Linked DNA regions of Mus musculus: regions 1 and 3 are each linked to region 2. The links are chromatin contacts, found by Hi-C or POLR2A ChIA-PET in ENCODE. All regions are on one chromosome and are shown on one strand. The core of a region is the stretch at or near the end of the contact, and the rest is flanking DNA. Distances in the headings are between cores, read along the strand shown. Region 1 holds the start of Mcat (malonyl CoA:ACP acyltransferase (mitochondrial)). Region 2 holds the start of Poldip3 (polymerase (DNA-directed), delta interacting protein 3). Region 3 holds the start of Pacsin2 (protein kinase C and casein kinase substrate in neurons 2).

What was found. Hi-C counts contacts between places; a loop is a spot of excess contacts on that map. ChIA-PET counts read pairs that join two places held with the same protein, here RNA polymerase II (POLR2A).
Region 1: POLR2A ChIA-PET joins it to region 2 with 15 read pairs in Patski. The contact joins the promoter of Mcat here to the promoter of Poldip3 in region 2. POLR2A ChIA-PET finds 5 or more read pairs at or near these places in 4 of 5 experiments (Patski and embryonic stem cell).
Region 3: a map of T-helper 2 cell shows a loop between it and region 2 (2.0-fold over the local background). The contact joins the promoter of Pacsin2 here to the promoter of Poldip3 in region 2. A Hi-C loop is called at or near these places in 1 of 37 maps with a recorded cell type or tissue (T-helper 2 cell). POLR2A ChIA-PET finds 5 or more read pairs at or near these places in 4 of 5 experiments (Patski and embryonic stem cell).

What each region holds. Positions count from the first base shown.
Region 1 is chr15:83,554,194-83,557,044 of GRCm38, forward strand. Mcat (malonyl CoA:ACP acyltransferase (mitochondrial)) reads right to left here and starts at 1,518. Exons shown (of 4, transcript NM_001030014.2): 1 at 1,078-1,518. The coding sequence starts at 1,494.
Region 2 is chr15:83,147,954-83,150,756 of GRCm38, forward strand. Poldip3 (polymerase (DNA-directed), delta interacting protein 3) reads right to left here and starts at 1,425. Exons shown (of 9, transcript NM_178627.4): 1 at 1,242-1,425. The coding sequence starts at 1,300. Rnu12 (RNA U12, small nuclear) reads left to right here and starts at 1,692; the gene lies at 1,692-1,841.
Region 3 is chr15:83,463,245-83,466,122 of GRCm38, forward strand. It overlaps Pacsin2 (protein kinase C and casein kinase substrate in neurons 2), which reads right to left and starts at 1,362. Exons shown (of 11, transcript NM_001159509.1): 1 at 1,215-1,362.

The DNA.
Region 1 (2,851 bases), core at 268-2,767, 410 kb after region 2:
TCTTTTTATGTGCATTGTATTTTAATTACATATATGTCAGTGTGAGGGTGCCAGATCTCCTGTAACTGGAGTTATAGACAGTTGTGAACTGTCATGTGAATGCTGAGAATTGAACCAGGATCCTCTGGAAGAACAGTCAGTGCTCTTAACCACTGAGCAATCTCTCCAGCCTCTCAAAAATTAAAAAAAAAAAAAAAATTATGTGGGGGCTGGTGAGATGGCTCAGCAGGTAAGAGCACTGACTGTTCTTCTGAAGGCCCTGAGGTCAAATTCCAGCAACCACATGGTGGCTCACAACCACCATTAATGAGATCTGACACCCTCTTCTGGTGTGTCTGAAGACAGCTACAGTGTACTTATTTATAATAATAAATAGATCCTTGGGCCAGAGCGAGCAGGGCCAACTGGAGCCAGCAGAGGTCCTAAATTCAATTTTCAACAACCATATGAAGGCTCACAACCATCTGTACAGCTACAGTGTACTCACATACATTAAATAAATAAATAAATCCTTTTTAAAAAATTTATGTGTGTGGCCAGGTGTGGTGGCACATGCCTTTGGTCTCAGCACTTGGTAGGCAGAGGCAAAAGGATCTCCGCGAGTTTGAGGCCAGTATGGTGTACAAAGCGAGTTCAAGATATACAGGGCTGTTACACAGAAAAACCTTGTCTAGAAAAAAACCAAAATAAAGCAATTTATGTGTTTGAATGTTTTGCCTGTTTATATGTTTTGTGCACATGGTGCACATACCTGATACCCGCAGAGGCCATAAAATAGCATCAGATCCCATGGAACTGGAGTTATGGATGGTTGTGAACCTACCACATGAGTGCTAGGAACCGAACCAAGATCCTCTAGCCCAACGCATTCATCTTTAATGTGATATGTTAACTCGGTGCATTAAGTGTGAAGTGTCTGTGTCGTCTAAGATGCAAACTCCCCTGGAGCAGGGATCCTCATTTTGTGCAGTGCGTCTAGAATACTATCAACGAGGACCAGATTGGGGACCAATAAGAACCAGACTGAGGAACCCTGAGACCCAGAAGGCGGGGTCCGGCGCTCGCTCCTCGGCTCACCGCCGGCTGCAGATGATGTAGCTTCTCCACGGCGGCCAGTGAAGCCACAAAGACGGCGGGCTGGCAATGCACTGTGCGGTCCAGGTCCTCCTGGGGCCCCCGCAGGCACAGCTCCAGCAGATCGTAGCCCAGTACCCGGTGCGCGGCCTCGTAGAGCTGCCGCACACGCGGGAGGTGGAGCAGGCCGCTGCCCATGCCGACCGCCTGGCAGCCCTGGCCGGGGAAGAGCAACACGGAGCACTGTGAAGGTGGCCGCCGCCGCGCCACCGCCTCCTGGGCTCCCTCCTCGGCCACGCTGGAGTCCCGCAGCAGCTCCGCCACGTCCACGGCGTCCGGCGGCGGCTCCCGGAGGCTCGAGGCGGCGCGGCGGCCCCAGGAGCGCCAGGCCCACCCGGCCCGAGCTACCCGAGCGCTCATTGCGACGCGCAGAGCCGGTGGTCGTTATCGCTGCGGCTGAGACGCACTGCGGCTGCGCAGCGGGGCGGTCCTTCCTGTATTTCCTGTCGGGTCATCTAGGCAGCCAGTAAAAAAACGTTCCTATGTTACCTACTCATCTTTACCAGCTCTCAAACTATTTGCAGTTGCATGTCGGTCCTGGAGTGGTCCGTGCGTTTCCTTAAACATCTCCAACCAGGAACCGCAGATAGCTTCCATAGTGAGCCTTCAATAGGTATCTACGTACTAAATTGTGCACCACCGTCCAGTAGACCGTGAAAGTGCTGTGGTTGGCTTGGTTTTGCCCATGATTCTGCCAACCGTACTAAGCAAATAGTTCTTGTTGCCTACAAAGCACAGCGAGGTGTCCAAATCATAATAGGAAGCTAGTAAATCTCCGTGCGGTGGAACCAAGTACAAGTCAGATTCGCTTTTTAAATTCCACAGTTTATAGCCGAGTGGTAGTGGCGCACCTTTAATTCCAGCATTTTGAAGGCAGAGGCAGGCGGATCTGAGTTCGAGGCCAGCATCGTCCACAGAGCAGTTCCAGGACAGCCAGGGCTACTCAGAGAAACCCTATCTCAACAAACAAACAAACAAACACATACACACACACACTCAAACAAACATACACACACACACTCAGAGAAGCTCTGTCTCAATAAATAAATAAATCCTCAGTTTACAAACAAGGAGACAAACGTCGTAAAGATTGTGTACTATATGGTTAGTCACAGAATGGCACTGGAAGTTGTGCTTATGCAGTCTCTGAGAGCTATTGTGAGTCTGGGTCACACTGATCCTTACCTGAGCCCTGCACCCCTTTTCCAGAACTCTGATCTGTTCTCATTTCCTGCCAGTCTCTGCTAAGGTGCCCAGGAAATCCATCCCCGCCCCCACCTCAATACTCACCACAGCCTTTACAATGAGAAGATCTATTTGGAGGTATGTCTCAGTTTGCTCTGGCTGGCATACCAATGCCATAGACTTAAGGGCTTAATAATCGAAATTATATGTCAGAGTTCTTGAGGCTGAAAAGTCCAAGATCAAGCTCAGCACTTGCAGATTCAGTGTCTGGAAAGAATCTGTTTCATGGCTTGCAGATAACTAACTCTTCTGTATCCAAACCCGGGTGCCCTAGCCCTAACTCTGTTAGTATACAGGCAGTTCCACTGGCCTTCACTCAGGGACCTAGCAACTGCTTACCTCATTACCGGCCTTAGCCAGCTGTGCCAGGTGTGTTACAGCCACCCCAGCTCTCTCCGTCTTTGCATTCCCTCTTTGTTCAGAATGTTTCCTCTTTCTCTTTCTGCTCCCCCATCTTTGCCTCCCTGTCTAC
Region 2 (2,803 bases), core at 175-2,674:
CAGTTCCTTAAAAAAATAAAAAGGTTTATTTATTTTATGTATGTGAGTACACTGTTACTGTCTTCAAACATAGCAGAAGAGAGTACATCAGATCTCATTACAGATGGTTGTGAGCCACCATGCTGCTGGGAATTGAACTCAGGACCTCTGGAAGAGCAGTTGGTGTCTTAACTGCTGAGCCATCTCTCCAGCCCCAGGAAAACAGTTCCTGACACCTACAGCAGTGTATCTATATGCCTGCTGACCACGGGCCGACTTAACCACTTTTTCACCTGCACATTTATAAAAGCTAGAAATGGCTATCGATGTTTAAGAGTATGTTGAGTCTGACTGTCTCACTTAAGACATCAGGGCATACATCCATGAATGCCAATGCCACCCTCTTGGAACTGTTTTGTCTGTCTTTGCCTGAGGCCAACTCAGTTGGGGCACTCGGTGGCCTTGGGAAAGTCTTTCTCTCTGGCTCCAGCTTTCCCGTTTGTGAAATGCGGAATAAAATAGTTAAGCAACAGCGGAGCGCCTGGAGCACCAGCTACTCAAGAGACTGAGGCAGGAGGATGGATTTGAGATCAGGAGTTCCTGGATAACATGGAGGACGCCGGCTCTCAAAACGGAAACAAACTGGCCTGTCATCTCAGCCCTTGAGAAACGGGAGGAGGAGGGAGACTCTTGGCGTTTTAAGGCCAGCCTCGGAGACGCAGCGAGTTCGAGGCTCGCTCCGGCTATGTGAAAGCCGGCCTCAAGAGAAAACAAAACGATCAGACAACCATTACAGATATCACAGTGAAAGGAACAAGGCGTCTCGCCTATGAAAGAGCTCTTTGCTTAAAACGGGTCGGGCTAAGCACCGTGGCATAGGAGAACCAGCAGAACTGGCCATAAACAGCTCTGGGCTGGCGGCTCCTCCGCTCAACTTCCGCCCTCTTAACTCCCAGGACCTAAAGGCCGAGCGGAGACGGCGCCACCGTGGTCCCCCCGGACCCGATCCTCCGGGGAGCAAGGCCCTGGCCCGCCCAGCCCTCGGCTCGCCTGCGATCGGGCCTCCCGGGCCTCCCGGGCCCAGCAGCCAGTGGACCGACCAGCAGCTGGGCCCGCGCGGCCGGGCCAATAAGGAGCGCGGCGGACGCAGGGGGCGGGCGCAAGCGGCGTCGCCCCCCGGAGCCGCTCCCTCCTCCGCCCCCGAACCCCAAGAAGCAGCGAGGCCCCTACGAGCCTCGAGGAAAAGGGAAAGGGCCGCTCACCGTCCCTTGGCCGCCGTCCCGCGCTTCCGGATGAGCTCGTCCAGCGAGAGATCGGCCATCTTGCGGCGCGCAGCTAGCGGAGAACGGAGGAGAAGCCGACTGCGGCGAGCCCGCCCCGCGGCCGGAGTCAAGAGCGGCTTCCGGCAACCCGGACGGCCAACTCTCGCGACAGCTCAAACGAAAAGCTCGAGACGGAAGGGGTGGAGCCTCTCTCCCCGTGAGCCTTTGCGGTGCTCGCTTCTAATTTGCATGGAGGAGTCCGGAGCCTTATGGGCTCTCTCTCCCCCCTCCTCCTTTTGCTAATGAGGAATTAGAATTATATCGATCATAAACCATTAAAAAGCATTATCAAGAGGACAAGTCTTTTAGTCATACAGCCGATCGGACACTCACCATACTTGTAATGAGAATATAATTTCTTACCCCTGAGGAACGTAGACACGTTCCTCATGCCTTAAACTTATGAGTAAGGAAAATAACGATTCGGGGTGACGCCCGAGTCCTCACTGCTTATGTGAGAAGAATTTTTGAGCGGGTATAGGTTGCAATCTGAGGCGACCCGCCTACTTTGCGGGATGCCTGGGTGACGCGATCTGCCCGACCCCCTAATTCTACAAGAATAGAAAGCTTAGCAGCTCCTCTGAATGGTTGCTCTCAGGTGCTAGTGGTTGCAAGTCGTATGTTGATGCCTGCCTTTGCCCTACCTGGTGTGTGAGCGTGAGCGCGCCCCACCTCTCCAGCCTCTCTCTTACTGTTTTTCAGACAAGATGGGACTGTTGTTCTCCTACTGCTATGTACCTCAATTTCAATTGATCATGCCTGGACATAACTGCCCATGTTGTAAGGTCGTCTACGTTGTAAGGTCGTGCTCAGTTTCTGATGCCTAGACTAGTCACCTTTCCGTTTGCCTCCTGACTGTGTAAATGAGGCAAATGAAGGTGGTCTCTTAACTGACATGTTAGTGTTTGACCTATGGGATAGTTTCTCATTGTTGAGACAGAATTTCTAGAAGCTGGTCCGCTGAGCGGCTAAGAGCACTTGCTGATATTGCAAAGGATCTACCTGGGTTTGGTTCTCAGCACTCACATGGAAGTTCACATGTAACTCCAGTGCCAGGAGATTCAATGCCTTCTTGACCTCCCAGGCTATTGCATACATATACATACATACATACATACATACATACATACATACATATATGTGTATACAGGCAAAACACTCATAAACATAAAAATAGATAATTTTTTCAAAAATAAAAACATGATGCTCTTGGGTCAGTTTCTCATGTTCCCTTGAAAATGTACATGTTGGGGCTGGTGAGATGGCTCAGTGGGTAAGAGCACCCGACTGCTCTTCCGCAGGTCCAGAGTTCAAATCCCAGCAACCACATGGTGGCTCACAACCATCCGCAACAAGATCTGACTCCCTCTTCTGGAGTGTCTGAAGACAGCTACAGTGTACTTACATATATTAATAAAATAAATCTAAAAAAAAAAAAAAAACTATCTGCCATATGGAACATTTAAAAAAAATGTACATGTTATGAAAGGAAGGCCTTCCTA
Region 3 (2,878 bases), core at 112-2,611, 320 kb after region 2:
GAGCAGATCTAATCAGTCAGCTACTCCTCTGTGCTCAGCTACTTTCCCAAGTAATAAATATCCATCAGCCCAATGATCAGTTTCTTTAAAGCCTCTAAACTGCACACATCACACAAGTTTTTCATGTAGTGGCCTCACGGCTAAAGTAGCATAGCTTCACCAAGGAGACTGCCAAACTCTACAGTTCAGTGTAAATGCACAGACTAGAGTGTTCCAGGAAAGTCAGGAGAACCCCCAACTACGCTAACTCTCAAATCCGGACTTCTGTGGAAAAGTGAATCTGAGCGCCCAGGGACGGAAGAGGGAGGCTAACACAGAACCCAGTTCACCTGGCTGATCCCTTCACCAGGGGCTCCAAGCTGACAATCCCAGAGGTGCAAGACCAGAACTTAAGCAAAGTGGAAAACCTGCAGGGGGTAGGAAGGTGTGAGCTCACGTCCACAACTCGGGATTAAATAGATTTACATCAGGACAGTGCAGAAGTGTTTTTGCTAAACCGCTAATGAGTAGCCCTGGAGACTGTCAGCAACCTACTCCCCCTTCATCACTAAACCTAAGGACAGCTGCGGTCAAGGGAAGCCGACAAGGGCCAGGGATGGTGCACACAGCCCGGACCAAAACTATCTTCCCTCAAGGGGCCAACAAGAACGCAGCACCCCTGGGGCGTGTCTACTTCCAGGTCTAACCTCTAAGGCCTTGAGATCCCTAGCCAGCTCCTCTGGATCCACTCCTGGAAAAAAAGAAAAGTGGACCTTCTCAGAGGGGGTCCGCAAGCCTGGGGTCTTTGGGAAGAGAAGAGAACGCGGCTCTAGAGCCCCCACGGGAGGTAGGAGGGAATTGACGATTCGGATCCACTGAGTCTCGAAAACTATGAAAGTCAAAAAGGACAGCATGCAGCCTTTCCTGTCTCGCCTCACACCCCTAGTTCGTGTTCACCGGTCAGGCTTGGCTCTCACCACGGCGGTCACAGAGTGTGGGGAGGACGGAAATGGAAGGCAAGAGTCTGCAAAGCGCCCCATGAGTGCGTCCGCGTGGGACTCGTCCGCTCCGGCCGCCCTTCGGGCCTCCCGGGCTCCGCCCGCCGGCGCGTGGCCCCCCGCGCGCGGACTAGAAGTTTCGAGCGGCGCGGCCCCGCGCGCTCGGCCCCAGCGCGGCCTGACAGGGGTAGGCGCGGCCACCGACCCGTGTCCCAACCGTCGCGGCGCACCCCTCACCTCGGCCGCCGTTCGCCTCGGGTCCCACTGAGCACGCCGCCCCGGCCGGGCTGCGACTCCGACCCCTTCCCGTTCCGCTCCAACCGAGCTCCCCGGCCCTGCCCAGACCCGCCGCAGCCGCTTCTGCCGCCAGCCGCGACCGCGCCGCCCCCGCCGCGCCCGCTGTGCTCGCCCTATTGGTTGCCTGCATCCAGACCCCGCCCTTCGGCCCAGCGGCGCTCCAGATTGGATAGTCTAAAGCGGAGGCGGCACGCCCCCCCAGAAGCTAAAGGAACTACCTTGGGCTAGCATTAGCGGCCTTTCCTGTCAGTCAAACGAGGAGCTACTACTTAAGCCGCTGAGAGGCCAACACGGGTCACTCCCTGGGAGACGCCCAAAGGACCGGGACTAAAGGACTTTTTTTTAAAGTGGGCCAGAGTTTTGTGGTTTCCCTAGCACCCAGAACAACTGCGGTCCCTGATCTATAATTCAGATAAGGTGGACTTTGAGAAAGTTTCCTCGGATCTGGAGAAATTGCTACTTTTCTAGAGGACCCGGATTCCATTCCAAGTACCTAGTACGTAGAGGCTTACCCTGATCTGAAATTCCAGTTGGAGGGTTATCTGTCTGACGCCCTCTTCTGGCCTTTGTTGGTACCAGGCACGCACGAGGTACAGACATGCTAACACTCATACACACAATTTTTTTTTTTTTTTAAAGAAAGTTTCCTCCAAGCCAGGGATGGTGGCGCACGCGTTTAATCCCAGCACTCAGGAGGCAGAGGCAGGTGGATCTCTGCGTTCATGGCCACTGTGGTCTACATAGTGTGTTACAGGCTAACCAAAAACACAAAAAAGAAGAGGAAGTGGGGTGGAGAGACTTCCCTCCAGAGGATGCCGATATGGCCATCAGAGCACCAGACAATATACAGACTTTCTGCTTCTCACATAGCGCTGCCAGATAGGAGGTTGGCCCTATGAGCAAAGAGAAATAATGAGCCAAAACGGCTAATACCTCGCTGAGCACTACCTCACACAGTCCCGGCCAGGAGGACAGTAAGCGATGCGTGGGTGAGGGTCTGAGAAACTGACAGCAGGTAACTTTCTGGGAACTGTATGGAGTAAAGAGTAAATGGTGGCAGACAGTGGCTAGTGTCTGTAATCCCAGTACTCAAGAGGCGGATACAGGAGAATGGCTGAGAGCTCCAGGCAGCCTACGCAACCGAGTAATTGGAAGAAAGAAAGAAAAAAAGGTAAGGTCAGCCTGGAATATATAGTAAGACCCTGCCTCAACCTCCCTGCAAACAAAACAAAACAGAAAAGGCAGATGTAGTAGGTAGCACTTGGAAGGTAGAACAGGAGGGTCAGGAGTTCAAGGTCATCCCCAGCTACACAGGAAGTCCAGTTTTCAGGCTGGACATAGTGGTACCTGCCTGTAATCTCAGCATTTAGGAGGTAGAGGCAGAAAGATCAGGAATTCACAGTCATCCTCAACTGCATAGAGAGTTCAGGTCAGCCTAAGCTATATGAGACCTTGCCCCTCCCCCACCCAGAAAATATAAAATAACCTCCCCCACTCATATCCTTACAGTGACCAACATTTTCAATATGTATTTATTTATGTATTTATTTAATTACCCAGAGGCTAGCTGTATTGCCTGTAAAATACCCTTTTAACAATGATGT